Linked DNA regions of Mus musculus: region 2 is linked to region 1. A link is a loop called in an ENCODE intact Hi-C map of the cell type or tissue named here. Cell type or tissue: heart. All regions are shown on one strand.

Evidence for each region. Peaks named below come from ENCODE experiments on the same cell type or tissue, not always from the same donor. Only the 100,000 strongest peaks of a DNase experiment are listed, where the experiment ranks them.
Region 2: it touches region 1 in a loop (4-fold over the local background); 3 of 42 quality-filtered maps call a loop at or near these places.

The regions. Positions count from the first base shown.
Region 1 is chr9:68,018,587-68,026,586 of GRCm38, forward strand. It overlaps Gm20745 (predicted gene, 20745), which reads right to left and starts at 7,128. Exons shown (of 3, transcript NR_045745.1): 1 at 6,745-7,128; 2 at 6,048-6,368; 3 at 1-2,468. In heart, no CTCF peak of the experiment used is centred here; DNase peaks (open chromatin) are centred at 2,555, 3,935 and 4,195; H3K27me3 peaks cover 486 bases.
Region 2 is chr9:68,129,325-68,137,324 of GRCm38, forward strand. No RefSeq gene overlaps it. Among named protein-coding and RNA genes, the nearest start is that of Gm20745, 110 kb to the left of the region's middle. In heart, a CTCF peak has its summit at 3,194; a DNase peak (open chromatin) is centred at 2,127.

The DNA of each region.
Region 1 (8,000 bases):
AGATGGCTGACTTGATGCCCAGAGACAGGGGCCCTCCAGTGGGTGAGTCCACTTCTCAGGGCCTTCCGCAATCTCATAATCTGCAAAGTACCAAGTCAATGATGCCCGGCTCTCTGGCTGAATTCTGTCAGTGGCAGTGGCTCCAGATGGGGTGTCCAAGCTACATCCATGGTGAAGACAGGTTGTCCCCAGGACCTGGTCTGCTCTACAGAGCCTGCTCAGGGGTCCCCAGGGACCCCTGCATTCAATCCCCTTGACTCAGATGAGAAGTTGGCTTTGTTTAGACACATCTATCCTCTCCATGGATAGAATGAGGTCAGGCTGATATAGAGGCTGTAGAGACATCTTCCTTGTTCATCCCTGGCTCTGCCATAGTAGGCTCTGCATGGTACCCCTAACTCTCCCTGACTCTCATCCCTTTACCCCACCCCCAGGTTCCTCAGTCTCCATGAGGTGGCTGTGGAGCTGAACAGACAAGGTCGCTGTCAGGGCAGATACACCTTGCATGAAATCCCTGTATCTTAAGCCACAGAATTAATTTTTTTTTTTTACAGAGTTTGTAAGTTTTGAATAAAGAAATCTCTGGGTCCTGGAGCAGAGCCAGGAAGGCTGAAATCCCTGTCTTCTTCTGTGCCATTTTCTTGGGAGGGTCTGTGATGTCTATGGACCATTCTCTGTGTCTTCTGTGGGAGCTCCTGATAGGGACAGCCCTCTTGGTCTCCTCTCCAGGCACGGTCAGCAAGAGGCCTCCTGCTTCCACAAACCCAAAACATCTGGGCAAGACAGCAGCAGCTGAGTGTGGCTGAACCTTTAAGGAGCTTACAGGCCAGTGGGGGAAACTGACCGGAGATGAGGCTTCATCCCTGCATCTAAAGCGCAGTATTTTCTGGGTCTCTAAGTTACATAACACCCAGCATCCTCACTAATGTCCGGCCAACCCTCGTCCGTATCCACCAGGCTTTACTGAGTACGTCCTACATTCTGGGAGCTGAGCTGAGTGGACAGAGAAAGGGTAGTTGAGCAAGGTCATTTATCCCATGACGCTTTGTGCCTCCTGGAGAAGCAGAGGGTAGGTGACCCTTCACCAGTGAGTGCCGAAATGGCAATCCTTCCATGCCTACAGTCCCCTCTGTGTGCAGGGCATGCTGGGAGCCTGGCTTTGGATGTGTACCTGTCTTTGCTAGTCACATCCTTTCCCCACAGTGACACCGTGCAACTGGAACAAAGTTCTCTGTCCTTCCTTTTAAAGGCTTTTGTTGTTTGTTTTTAAAATAGTAATGTAGCAAAATTGTGTACACTGAACCTTGCCAGGCACAGCACGACCTGGTAGGAAGGTCACCTCCACAGGGGCCTCCAGAGAGCTTGCCTTTACCCAAGGAAGTTATCCAGTGTTTGCTTTCTGTCGTGTTCTGTTAGAGTCTCACAATGTTGCCTATGCTGGCCTGGGACTACTGAACTCCAATAATCCTCTTGCCTCAGCCTCCCAAGTAGCTGGGATTATGAGTGTGTGCTGGTGTGCCTAGCAAGGAATTACATGCTATTTTCCTTTTCACAGTTGTGGTGTTGAAAGTAGAACCCAGGGCCTGTGTCTGTTAAGCAGATACTCTGCTACTGAATTGAGCCTATCTCTCAGGCTCTCTCTCTCTCTCTCTCTCTCTCTCTCTCTCTCTCTCTCTCTCTCTCTCACAAACACACACACACACACACACACACATGTATACACACATATACACACACCATTGTGTATATGTGTATATGGGTACATGGGTGGATGTCTAAGTGTTTGCATGTGTGTGGGCACATATGTGCACATGCATGTGGAGGCCTGAGTTTATGTCAGCAATCATCCTCAATAGCTCTTCTGCCTTATTCATTGAGGCAGGGCTCTCAATCAATCCCAGGGCTCACTGATTTGTCAAGTCGCATTAGCCAGCATGCTGTGGGGCTCCTCTGTCTCCATCCACCAAGGCTAGAATTACAAGCAGGCTTCCATGCCCACCTGGCATTAATATGGGCTCTGAGGATCTGAGCTCCATCCTCACCCTTGGATGGCAACTACTTTAACCACCTGATCCATCTTTTTGCCTTCCCCCAGGTTTTCTTGATGCACTTCTTTAGGTCGGCACCAGCAACAGATCATAATAGACAAGCAAGATGAATCCTGAATGGTGGGAAAGCCCAGTCAGAACAGTGGCAAGGCAGGGGTCACTGGCCTTGGGTGTGCTTGGACTGTCTGTGGGCAAAGGGATGAGCCACGTGTAGTAGAAGCTCAGGGATACTTCCACATCTGCTGCTTCCTTCCTGAGTTCTGCTTCCGCAGGCCCATGGAGCTGAGAGAGTGTGAGTTCATATTCATTGCCACCCATGGCCTCTCCTCTCCTAGGTGGGGTTGCAGGAGGCCAAGGACAAGGTTTTCTTCCCAAGTCATCTCGGCGGCTCTGGCTGGTACTCAGAGGAGGCCCTGAAGGCTGAAGAACATGATTTGTTTCACTATTGTTTAATATTTGTCAATGCTCATAGCACGTTGGATGACATTGAGAAAGATTTGTGGCTGGTAGAATTAAACTGAGCTCAGAACTGGCCTGGTGCCTCCAAGTCCCTCCAGGCCAAGTTCTGGTTTCCTCTGTTTGTCCATGCCAGTGACCTCACGAACCAAGAATGAGGAGCCCCCACCCGCGGAGAATAGCTGATATTGCTTCTTAGGAAAGGCCTTCTTCAACCCTGGTTAAAGAGGGCATAGGAACACCATTGTCTTCAAGAACAAGGGAGCCAGAGAACCAAAGGTGATCCAACAGGTGACACACAATGCATTGCCAGCATCCTCTGGGCCAGAACTGGAACACCAGCAAAACTGGTCCTTGTCCTTCCTTCCTTTCCCATGGCTTGACTGCTCCCTAAAGCCCTCAGACTTTACCTTCTTCCTCCATGTTAAAAATCCACCTGCTGGGCAACTATCATACACTGTTTTATACTACATAGTAAGTGGCTACTAGGTAACATGGTGCTTGCTGGTCTTGTGATAGGGGATTTTATTTTTGTTTCTATTAATTCTCCTCAATTATGTGGTAAATGCTGTAATCAACCCCATTTCATAAATGAGAGGATTCATAGTGTGCAAGGTGCTCACTTTGTCCAGGTGACAGAGGAACAAAGGGGCGGGGTCATTCCCTGTTAGTACTATCCTTCCATGGCAGGGTGGAGACTACCTCAGACAATGGGCTTGTTCTGGGATGAACGTGGGTATCACGTGTGAGACTTTAAAAAAATAACCATGATGCAACACTCACCTTCTCATGAGATTTAGTCTTGATTGACTTGTGGGAGAGGAAGCCTATATGGCAGAGGGTGAAGGTTGCCATGGGTAACCAGAGTGACAATAGGGTAGATAGAGTCTCAGTCCCAAGTAAGAGGCACAGCATGAACATACAGGAAAGGAGGTGAGGAGTATGTCTGCAGAGCTGAGACTCCTGGGGGGAGGGGGCGTGTGACTTGGTAGGGTGCTGGTGTATCATGCAGGAAGTTCTGAGTTTGAGCTAGTCTAGCACCACATAAACTGGACTAGGTGGTGCACACCGGGAATCCCAGTGTTTGGAAAGAGAAAGGTTAGGATTCTAAGCTTATCTTTGTTAGAGTTCAAAGCTTGCCTGGGCTATATGATACCTTGACCTCTCTCTACCAAAAAATAGCTGATTTCGATCTCAGGAAGTGGTAGAAGAAGTAAACTGTGCTTCCAAAGGGAAGGTAGGGCCTGGTCAGGCCAGTTGACTTTCTAGAACCCTAGGACCCAATTAGCCACGGCAGTGTCCTTTAAGACGTTCTGTTGCTGGCAGAGAGCAGTTCAGTCACTGCCCTGACAGTTTTAGCTTTCTGAACTTTGTCCTTTTTCAAGTCATCTGGGGGCTGCCTCAGCCCTCAAAGAGCTTCCGGGTGCCAGAGATATGTGAGCCAGACCCTGATGGTCATGCTGAATGGGGAAGAGAGGGGAGGAATGGTTGGGACTTGAGGTTGCAGCTGGAGAGCCTCCCAGAGTATGGGCAACCTCTGCAGTTTCTTCCTGAACGTGGGGCTTGCAGCATTGCCCTGTGAATACATCTTGCATGGTGGGCTATTTGCAGCCACCTGTCCTTATATTCAAGGTAAGGGGATCTGGTGCGTCAAGTATGCATTGTGTTCTTCTGTCCTTCCTCCAGCCCCCACCATGCTTAGCAAAAACCAGACACCAACCAGCTGTCCAGAGAGAGCTTCCAAATGACTGTCATGGTTTGCATAAAGCCAAGAGAATTCCCAAGATAGGGAACTTTTGTTCCTAACATGGGGAAAATCTTGGGCAGCTGGCCCTTAGTGCTTGGGAGAAACCTCGGGAGTGAGAGTCGAGCGTGGAGGGGGGCTGGCATCACGTAAAAAGAAACTATACTTGGTGGTATGTCAAAATTCAAACTTCAGTGCCCATTACATTTTTATGGGTGTGCAGCTGTGTTGATCTGTTTACAGCTACTTTGACTGTAGCTCTTAGGCTCAAACCAGACAGCAGTTACATCAAAGGCATCCTGATGTTTAAAGTTTTGCAAGTTTGAGGCTGGGGCGTGGCTTAGTGGTAGAGGGGCTTGCCCAAGGCCCTGGCTTTGACCCCCTGCCCCCAACACACATACATATATTAGAATTTGGTAACCAAAGTGTATGAGAAACATTTTCCTCTTGATGGGACCTTTGTGGAAGAGGAGACTGGTAAAGGCAGGAAGATGAAAGACCCTGGCATTTAACTGAATTCCATTTAGCCTTTTAGATGGCTAGTCTGGCTTTCCTTGGGGGCGTCTATGGAACCTCATCTGATATCCTTGAAGGTCTAATAGAGAAATGATGGACTTGCTAGCATGCCTGTGGTGGATCATGAACCTGTAGCCACTGGGTATGTTTAGGGAGTCACGGCAGAGTTGAGGTGTCTAAGGCTACAATGGGACTTGGAACCCATCCTGCTTAACGCTCACATTGACCATTTGTGTGAAGACATGGAGAGTATAAATATTTAGTCTATAGAAGACTCAGAAATGATGAGCATTCCCAGATGAAATCAAAAGGCACGGACACTTCATATTAAGAAGGGGATTCTGGACTGAGGCGTGATCTGATGGAGAAGCAAATGTGCCTGCACTAAGAAGTGAGCCTTGTGCTCTGATCCAGAGCAATGATGGCATTGAAATATCTTGGACAGAGGAGCAGACAGCATTGGATCCTGACTCAGGCTTTTGTATTAGGAGAACCCTTTGCAAGGCTGACCCTGCACTGGCCTTGCTAGGGTAATCACAGGCCTGGGACCATCACATTAGGAATGAGAGAAGGCATGAGGACTACTTGGCCTGGGGTAGAGGGCATACGTGGAGCATCCCTTAGTAGGTTCTTGAGGCACGCACTCTGATCCAGGGGTTGGGTACGTGTATTTTGATAGGAAATTCCATACAACAGTGGAAGGGGTCCTGATGAGGGGAATAAAATGGGGAAGGTGGCTACCTTGAGTAATTGGAGATTTGACACTGGGGGAGCTGTAGGGAGTGGGATGCTGAATATATTTTAGTTATCCCATCCTTCCAGAGGGGATGGGACATGACTTGTATGGCAACACCCATCTGTCTTTGTAGCTGTGCCCAGAGGTCTTCCCAAGGACTCAAAGAGTGAGGTGCCTGGTAATGGGGGGCTTGGTGAGCAGGCTCCCCACACATGTGTCACAGGCTACTGTCCTTAGGAATTTGACAGTGACATTAAGGAAACTTGGGATGATGGGAAAGAGTGTTTTCTTTTTTTTTCATTTTCAAACGTGCGTGTGTATGTTGTGCATGTTTGCAGGTGTGTGGACACATGTGTGTGCCTGCATGAGGAGGTCAGGGTTTGTATTATGAGCTATCTCAACACTCTTCCCCTTATTCACTGAGGAGGCAGGGTCCTTCAGTCAAACTCAGAGCTCCCTGAAATGGCTTATCTTGCTCGTCAGCTTGGTCTGGATCCCCTGTCTCTGCCTGCTGAGGCCAAAATTGCAGGTGGGCCACCATACCTACCTGGCATTCACATGGGTTCTGAAGATCCAAATTCCAGCCCTCATGTTTGGGAGGCTTTGCAAAGCAACATCCTCTCCAGCCACAGAGGCTAGAGGGCCAGATCTTGAGGATGCTGTGGTGGGATGCTGGCTTGGCAGGAGCTGTTGAAAAGAATGGCTCGTTGCCCTTTTCCAGGTCTAAGGAGTTCCATTTTCTATATGGGAGCTCAGGGATTAGTGCATGCTAGCTGCTGCTTGGTGATGCTGTCGAAGGGCTGGCGGTGGAGACTACCACCATCACTTTTCAGAACGTGAAGTCACACTATGTGTCTTGTTCTTCTACCTGTGCCAAGAAACACCTGCAGTTACTCTGGGTCCAGTCTGTCATCCCCTTCACTCTGAGCCTCAGAGCACTTCAAATAATGGCTGAGGTCCAGAATAGACCCTTGGGGCAAATGACTTTGTGCAGGGTATGGTAGGGTCCTGTAGCCTGCAGCCCCTCAGCTATGCAGAGGCCTCTGTGCTAGTCCCTCCCATGCCTTCCTCCTCCTCCCTCCCGCTGCAGCACCATCCTCCTCCTCCCTCCTCCTCCCTCCCACTGCAGCACCATCCTCCTACCCCCATACTGGAGCTTGGCAGCTCAGGATGGAGGCAGCTCATTATTTTGCTGCAGTTGACTTGAAATCTGAAATCAATCCGGTATCAGATATTCAGCCTACCGTTCGGTAAGGTGTTTCAAAGGTGCCTTAGCGTTCAGAAATGACACCGCGTTTCCTAATTATGAAATCCTGTCGTCGCTGCTCAGGCTAGAATGACTTGGCTGCGGGCTTTTTCTTTTTGTCTCCTTCCCAAGGTTTAGCATACAGTGCGATTATTTTAAAATTGCTTCGGAAGTGTGTATTCCACCAATGAACTATGATTGTGCTTGCTCCTGAAGTGTGGAGGCAATTTGAGAAGAAGAATAATTTAGCAGAGACTCTGAGGCCTTGAGAAACCTTGGGCCACTACCTCCTTCACACTAGAGCTGATGGGACTGCTCATGGTGGAGCCTGGAGCTCTTCCCATCTTGCTTGGATCTAACTGATCCAAACCATGCACAGTGTGGAGCCTGGAAGGGACTTCTGGGAGGAAAGATGACAAGAGGGACAGGAAGTTAACTCAAGGGTTAACCCAAGTGCTTCCTGGAGATTAGGATCCTTCAGGTCAGATCCCTGTAAAGCCCAAAACGCACATGATGAGATTGGTTCATGGGAAGCCAAAGGCTTTGCTTATTCAAGGACGGGTAGGTGGATGCTTCTGTGAGTAGTGGGATTACTGAGTGGAGGGTCTTTCATTTGACCGATGCAGGGTGAGACCGTTATATTCTGTAGGCTAGGAGGCCTGTAGGTAGAAATCATTTGGTGTCTAATGACAGCTTGCTTCTTGCCACTTTCTCTTGCTGGGTCCTCATGTAGAATGGGTGAATGATATGTGTGTGTGTGTGCATGTAATGTGCATGTGTGTGTGCTCGTATGGATGTGCCAGTGTGTTTATGTGTGTGCTTGTTTTCATGTGTGTTTGTGTGCATATGTGTTTTTGTGTGGGTACATGTATATGTGTATATATTTGTGTGTGTGTTTGTGTTTATGCATATGTATGTATGTTTACGTGTGTATATGCATGTATGTGCATGTATGTGAATGTTAAAGGTATTACTAATCCCATTCATGGTATAGCTGCCACCATGACCTAATTACCTTAGAGGCCCATGCACAAATATCTTTTTATTGGGGATCAGATTTTAGCCAGGGATTCTAGAGATGGGGGGAGGAACACAGACATTTGGGCTAGAGTATCAGTGAACTGTGGATACATCCTGTGGCATATTGAAAGATGACATAGTGCAAAAGACACCAGAGACCTACTCTTTGGTCCTAATGGTGTTAGCTCAAGATCAGGCAATGCTACCTTGATATAGATAGCAGGGGAGTCGTCA
Region 2 (8,000 bases), 110 kb after region 1:
GCCAGTAAGTAACACCCTCCATAGCCTCTGCATCAGCTCCTGCTTCCTGATCTGCTTGAGTTCCAGTCCTGACTTCCTTTGGTGATGAACAGCAATGTGGATTGTAAGCTGAATAAACCCTTTCCTCCCCAACTTGCTTCTTGGTCATGATGTTTGCAGGAATAGAAACTCTGACTAGGAAATAGTGCAAACTCCTTTTCAGAAGTTTGACTCATTCTGTAGATTAATTCAGTGAAAATTAATCTAGAGTCTCCAGAGTCTGAGAGGGGTGAGGTTATATGGAAGAATTCACTATCTCTGATATATATACACTTTCCTGGAGGGAGGCTTGGTAAGACTCAGGAAGTCACTGAAACTTACACGACACAGGAAGTTCCTGGAAACTGCTTGGCAAGGCTGTTCTCCAAGGTTATATAAAGTATAAGAGTTGCATAGGACAAATATATATATATATACTCTTACATGCTAAGAATAACTGTCTTTGTGGAGCTTGGATTAGTATCAGGCTTGGAAGACGAGCATGGGACAGGCTGTATAAGACAATACTCAGCGCTTGGCTGAAGTGCTCACTTCTGGACCAAGGTACTCATTGCTGGGCCAGGGTACTTACTGCTGGGCTGAGGTACTTACTCACTGCTGTGCTGGGGTATTCACTGATGGCAAGGTGGAGAATGGTGAATGGGTCTACAGATACAGAACCTCAAAGATGGAAGCAGGTATTTCAGACCCACCTTACACATGCTAGCGTGCCATTGTGGCCATAAAACACCAAGACCAAGGCAACATATAGAAGGAAGGGTTTATTTGGTTTACAATTACAAAGGAATCAGAGTCTGTCATGGCAGGGAGGCATGGCAGCAGGCAGCAAGCAGGGCACTGGAGCATGAAGCCGAGTGCTCACTCATTGAACTGTAAGCAAGGAGAGGGGGTGATGTGAGGCTTTGAAACCTCAAAGCCTCCCACTCCCAGTGACCTATGCCCTCTAGCAAGACCACACTTCCTAGACTTCAAACATCACCACCAACTGAGGACCAAGAATTCAAATATCTGAACCTATAGGGGAACATTCTCATTCAAAGCACCACAGTGAGGCCTGTGTTTATCTTCAATGGAACTTGAGATTACTAAGGTTCTATTCAGGAATATGGGTTAGGGATACTTCATCTCCAAAGCCTGCCCCAATATGGGTGGCTACTCATAAAAGCAATGCAGGACTTGAAGCCTCCATGCAGCTCTTGTAACCTCAAAGCAGGACTTGCAGACATTGCCTTGCAGGCAGCTCTGCTGATTGGAGAGTCTTTGTCCTATGCAACTCTTATACTTTATATAACCTTGGAGAACAGCCTTGCCAAGAAGGTTCCAGGAACTTCCTGTGTCGTGTAAGTTTCAGTGACTTCCTGAGTCTTACCAAGCCTCCCTCCAGGAAAGAGTTTTAATTGGGAAGAGAGCTATATGGCAACTGCTGTGTGCCTTTTGGCATTCTCTTTTCCATTCTCTCAGAGTAGAGGATTAGTAAGACAGATATAGCACTAACATGGTGACTGATGTACAGTGTGTATGCCACTGAAGGAACTCAGTATCCAAAGCTCCCAGTAACTTCCTTAGAGATCTGTTTTTACTTCCCTTTTATGGAGGTTGAAATGGAAGCATAGAGGTCCTAGGTGCCTTGTCTGAAGTGTCAGATAGAATAGGACTGCAGGGAATGTATTCTGTGCTATGATACCCAGGGCGTCTTTACTATCAGGAAAGGAGAGCCAGTGAGGCAGAGTGGGGCACATTAACTCATAGGAACTCTCCCACTCTTGTTTGCATGTGTGCATGTCATGGCATACATGTGGAGGTCAGAGGTCAACATAGTGGCATTGATTCTTTCCTTCTGTCTTTAGAAGTGTTCCAGGTGTTGAGCCCAGGTCCAGGGTTGCAGAGCAAAATACTACCGGCTCCCTTCTGCCTCCCACTTAGTTGGGGGCTCAAGTCTTAGAAGATGAAAACTGAGCCTGAAATGAAAAGGGAGTCTAGAAATGTTTGTTTACCCACATTCCAGGAATGGTGGAAAACTCTTTGTAACTGCCAGAAGTTGGAGAAGCCAGCTGTTGTCTTTTGGTTTCAGAATGGGGGAAGGGTGGGAGAATGAGCTATTTTGGCTGCACCAGGGGAAGCTGACTGAAGGAGCAAAGATGCTGTGTGTACAAATGGTTCAAATCTGGTGAAAGAAAACATTGTTTGTACCCTGGTGTCCTGGAGAGACTCTGACTGGGGGCACTGGCCCAGGAAGAAGGCTGTAGAAGGAACTTGGCTTTCTTTCAGTCTTTTACTTTTGCTCTGGCCAAGTTAAAATCTTTATTTAAAACTTTTTATTACATTTAAATTTATTTTATTTTGCTTGCGTGTGTATGAGTGTGGGGCCATGTGTGACATAGTGCATGTGTGGAGGTCAGATGGCAGTTGGCAGGAGTCTGTTCTTCTTTTACCATGTGGGTCCTAGGTATAGAATGCTGGTTGGCAGGGTTGCCAGCAGGTATCTGTGTACTGAGCCAGTGATTCAGCCCCACCTCTCTCCAATATTACCCTTTTCCCTTCTGCAGTGAGATGACTTCAGTGTGCTTGGTATCCCCGTAGTTTTATGCTTCTCTAGTCATAGAGCATGTTAGCCAGCCATCGTCATTTAGCAGGAGCACATCACAACCGTCTTAGTGCTCTCTATTTGCTGTGGTCTTCTGTGTTGGCACTGATAGCCCTCACTGGCTCGCTGGGACATCTGTGTTGTACTCTGCCCATCCTATTACCATGCTACAAGGCAGTCACTTCTTGACTGTGCACATTTCTATCTTGAATGTTTCTAGTAATGCTGCAGTAATGATTTTTATTCAACTTTCCTGGAAAATCTTTGTGAAAATTTTCTGGTTTGGGTATCAAAGGTAGTACCAACTTTGGCAACAAAGTTACCACACAAAATAAGTAAGATAATTTAAATTTTTTTTCAATTGCTTGAAACTTTAGATTACAGAAAAAAAAAAACACTTCTTTTTTTCTTTTAAAGTGAAGATGAGATGTGATGACACTGGTGTTCAAAATCATTTTGGTTGTTTTTTTTTTTTTTTTCCTAAAGATTTACTTTATGTTTTATTTATGTGCCTGTGTATCTACTACATCTCTGTATGTGAATATAAGGCAGTACCTGAAGAGGTCAGAAGAGGGGATTAGACATCTGTAGCTGGAGTTACCCGTGGCTGGGAGCTGTCCAAAGTGGTTGTTATCTTTTAAAGGGGAAAGCCAACTGGATGACATCAGAAGAAGCAGGCAAAGAATAGAATTGTTGAACCACAAGATACATGTATTGCTAAGTTCTTCCCTAAAAGTATTTCATCAGTTGTATTTCCCTCAGGATGGTGTGAGGGTTATAACTTTGTATTTGCCCCAAAGTTGGCAGTACTTAATTTATCTGATGTCTTGAGGTTTAAAATTTGTTCTAAACTCATACAGTGGTGGCATTCTCTCCCTTTCTTATAAATTGCTTACGCCCATAATTTGTTTCTTTTCCTATGGTATATTTGTCTTTATATTAATGATATCAGGAATATAGTTTTGGATAGCCTCATTAAAACCCATGTCACTACCAAGTGTCTTCTCTGGTTAGTTGTTTGTTGTGATGTCTATTGTAATCCAAAAGTTTTAACTTAAATATAATTAATTTTAACACATTGTTTTTTATTATAATACTTGCTTTGGGGGCATCTCATTTAAGGTATCATATCACCCCATCTTTCTAAAGATAATTCTTGTATGTTTTATTATGCTATGTCTAAAAACTGTTGCACAGGCTTTTTTATGTGCAGTTCAATTTTTGTTCAGTATGGACTAAGGATGCAGTTATATAGTTTTCTATGCTAACTGTTAACTAGCAATTAGCTTATTTGAAGGTCCTCATCTCACTTAGATGTTATAAAATTTTTCTGGATCAACTTGTGTGCACATGTGTGTATGTCTGTCTCTCTGTGTGTGCATGTACATGCTTGCACATCTGTGTACCACCTACCAACCATCTATCATCTGTCTGTCTGCCTGTCTGTCTGCCTGTCTGTCTGCCTGTCTATCTGTCTACCTGCCTATCTGTCTATCTGTCTGTCTGTCTATCTATCTATCTATCTATCTATCTATCTATCTATCTATCTATCTATCTATCTATCTATAATCTATCTATATATTTATCATCTATTTATTTTGTCTATGATTGTTCATGTCATTTAGAATCCTGAATTTATATGAGTTATATTTTCCATAATTTCTCCTTATTTAGGTATAATTCACCCCCTTTTAAAAAATTGGGCAGATTTACTTGAAGTTTGTCTCAAGTCCAGCTTTTAGTCTTCTAAGTCTTTAATATATTTCCCATTATTTTTTTATTCGTATCTTATTTATTTGTTTCTACACTCTTTGTTCTTTAATCTGTTTTCTCTTAGCTCTTAAAATGAATACTTAACTCAATTATTTTCAATATTTAATAGGTGAATGTAAGACTATAAATTTCCTCTAATCCTTGCTTTCATCGGATCTCATAAATTTGATATACAGTGCTTTCAGAGCAGTTTGCTTTTGAGAGTTCCAGTCCTCCCTCCACTGAGGGTTGTCCTTAACTCCTTGTTTACCCAAGTGCGACGTTTTCTGTCCAAATTCACGTTTTTATCTTGCTTAGTTTCCTTTTCTCTGTAATGATTTTGGAGTCAACTTCTCACGGTGTGTAAACAGACTGTATTTTCTCTGCTTGCTGGATTGTATGCCCCATCAATAGACCTAGGTCAATGTTAGTGCTCTTCAGAGCTGTTTTTTTCCCCTTAATCTTTGTCTTTGTTGATTATTTACCAACCAACATGTGAAAAAAGTGTTGCTAGCAGTGCTGCAGAGATGTCTTAGTGGATAAGAATGCTTGCAGTATAAGCATGAGGACCTAAGCTTGGATCTCAGCACCCATATAAAAAGCTAAGTATGCACCTGCCATACAAGTACTGTGCTGGGTGGAGACATAAGGATCTGGGGCTTGCTGGCTACCAGTGAGAGATTCAGTGTCAAGGGAATGAGATAGATAGAGCAGGAGTCTCTATGTGTGCATATAGCTCACATGTGCACACACGGGCAAGTGCTTTTGGGCTTGTGCACATACACATGTGTGCATACGCACACCCACACCCACACACAAACACATACACACACACACACACACACACACACACACACACACACACACACTTCCTTTTATCAGTTATCAGTGATCTGCTAGTTATTCCAATTCTGTCACCTTTTTATTTTATAGGGACACTTTATCCCACACACAGACTCAGGTGCTGTGAACCTCCTTGGCGCGCTTTTGCTTTGGGCCTGATGATGTTTCCTCTTTGTGTCAGATTGGATGTACACTCCACAGCTACTGCTGGGTTGGGGACATTGAATCAGATCTAGAGAATGACCTCTGAGCAATAGTGACTGGTGTCACTCCTGGGTGTCCCCTTCACCTCTCCCTCCTCCTGTCATGGTGATTGTTCAGGGCCTAGGCATGGAATGTTGTAGCTGGGATGTGGAGGAGGCCACCCCACCCAGACCTTCCAGAATCAGGGAATAAGCTTACATTCTCTCAGCCCCTGTCAGGCACAGCTGCTGCTGACATCATTCTGACTGGCTCCTGCTATTTTTCTTTCCCCTGTAAATCCTGGCTCCCCATCTTGTCACTAGTTCCTCTTGTTGGTTCAGGCTCTGCCTACAGACTCTCATTCCCCATCTTTGTACAACCTGACATTTAAAAATGCTCTTCCTTGAAACAGGCTGCCACTGGCTCCAAACTTCTAATGAGTACTTTTGTTTCTGGACCAGAGAATGTAATTTATTTTGATTGCTGATCTACCTGGTTTTGTTTCTGTCACTTTGGTTACATTTTAACAACTTACTTTTTTTTCTTTCCCTTTCTCCTTCCTCTCTTAATTTCTGATGGATTGCTTTGTTTTTCTGTATTTCCTTTCCTCTTATTTATTTTTTTGTGGTACTCCTAAAATTTTAATATGCCAATTAAATGTGTTTTTATTACTGGATTTCCATTTTGTAATAATTTCAGGCTTATTAAAGGTTGTAAATACTAGTAAAAAATTCCAATATACACTTCTTCCTCAGCCCCTGATGTGAACAACTTACATAACACAGTAAAATGACCCAAAGTAAGAATTTACTACTGTTACAGTTCTGCAAGCTTATTTCCAGACCTAGTGCACACTTTCCAACCATCCTCCTAATGTCCCTTTCCTGGACCAAGGCCCAGTTCATCACCATTCTTGACCTTTAAACTGCCAGGTCTACTCAGTCCCTGTTAATCTGGGGCAGTTCTTCACTCTTCAATAGTCTTTCATGGCCTTGGCATTCAGAAGGGCATTTGGCCAATAAATTTCATAGAACAATTTTCACTTTGAGCTGGTCTCCTATCCCTTCCTGATGAAATTCAAGTTATGCATTTTGGCAAGAAAACCATAGGGCTGGGTGATAGCTAAGTTGGTAAAATGCTTGCTTCACGAGCAGTAAGACCTGAGTTTGGTCCTCAAACCCTATATCTAAAACTATAAAAAGCTAAGTATGTATACTTGTTGTTCCAGAGCTAATGAAGCAGAGATAATGAAGACAGGCAGATTCCTGCGGCTCACTGGCCAGCAAGCCCAGCCTACTAAGTGAGCTCCAGGCCAGTGAAAGGCTCTGCAGCAATAAAAATTCAAAAAGAGAAAGGTGAATTGTACTCAAAGAATGACACCCGAAGTTTGTCCTCTGGCCTTCACATACACGGGCTGACAGAAACACACACATGCACCTATCTACACACGTGCACTAATATGCACACACACATACACGCACACACACATACAAAAAAGAAAAGAAAGCCCATAAGTATGATGTGGGGTGGTTCCTAGTGCTGTATAGTATTGGTTTGTCTCATTCCTGGGGGTGTTAGCATCTGTTAATTGGTTGTTGTGATGTAGGTCACATTTGTCCCACTGCAAAGTAGTCCTTTATTTCTCTTTTACAGTTGAGTTCTCTTAGGATGCACAGGCACCCTAGTTTTCATCAGAGTACTCTTGAGTCATCTCTAGCATCCACTGATGACTATTCGCCATGACAGTTATGGGTGTGGTATTTGTCAGATGTTTAGTTCTCTATTTCTATCATTTATGTTTATTTGTTTTTTTTTCAAAGAATAAAAATATTATATCTTTATTTTTTTTCTTTCCATTTTTTATTAGGTATTTAGCTCATTTACATTTCCAATGCTATACCAAAAGTCCCCCATACCCACCCACCCCCACTCCCCTACCCGCCCACCCCCCCTTTTTGGCCCTGTCGTTCCCCTGTTCTGGGGCATATAAAGTTTGTGTGTCCAATGGGCCTCTCTTTCCAGTGATGGCCGATTAGGCCATCTTTTGATACATATGCAGCTAGAGTCAAGAGCTCCGGGGTACTGGTTAGTTCATAATGTTGATCCACCTATAGGGTTGCAGATCCCTTTAGCTCCTTGGGTACTTTCTCTAGCTCCTCCATTGGGAGCCCTGTGATCCATCCATTAGCTGACTGTGAGCATCCACTTCTGTGTTTGCTAGGCCCCAGCATAGTCTCACAAGAGACAGCTACCTCTGGGTCCTTTCGATAAAATATTGCTAGTGTATGCAATGGTGTCAGCGTTTGGATGCTGATTATGGGGTGGATCCCTGGAATAATTGACATATGCTATGAGGAGACAACCCTTTCCTACATTTACCAACTTCAGTGTCATTTTTTATCCTTTGTGCCCGTTTTCCCTTTGGCACACAGCCACTGTAATGGCATATGGTATTTACTGAAAAAGTCTCTAATTTGGACATGGTTGCCACCCACAGTGTCCTTTGCACACACACACACACACACACACACACATGATGTTGAGCACTTCCTTTGTGTGTGTGTGTTTGTGTTTGTGTGGCTATGCAAGGTGTTCCAGG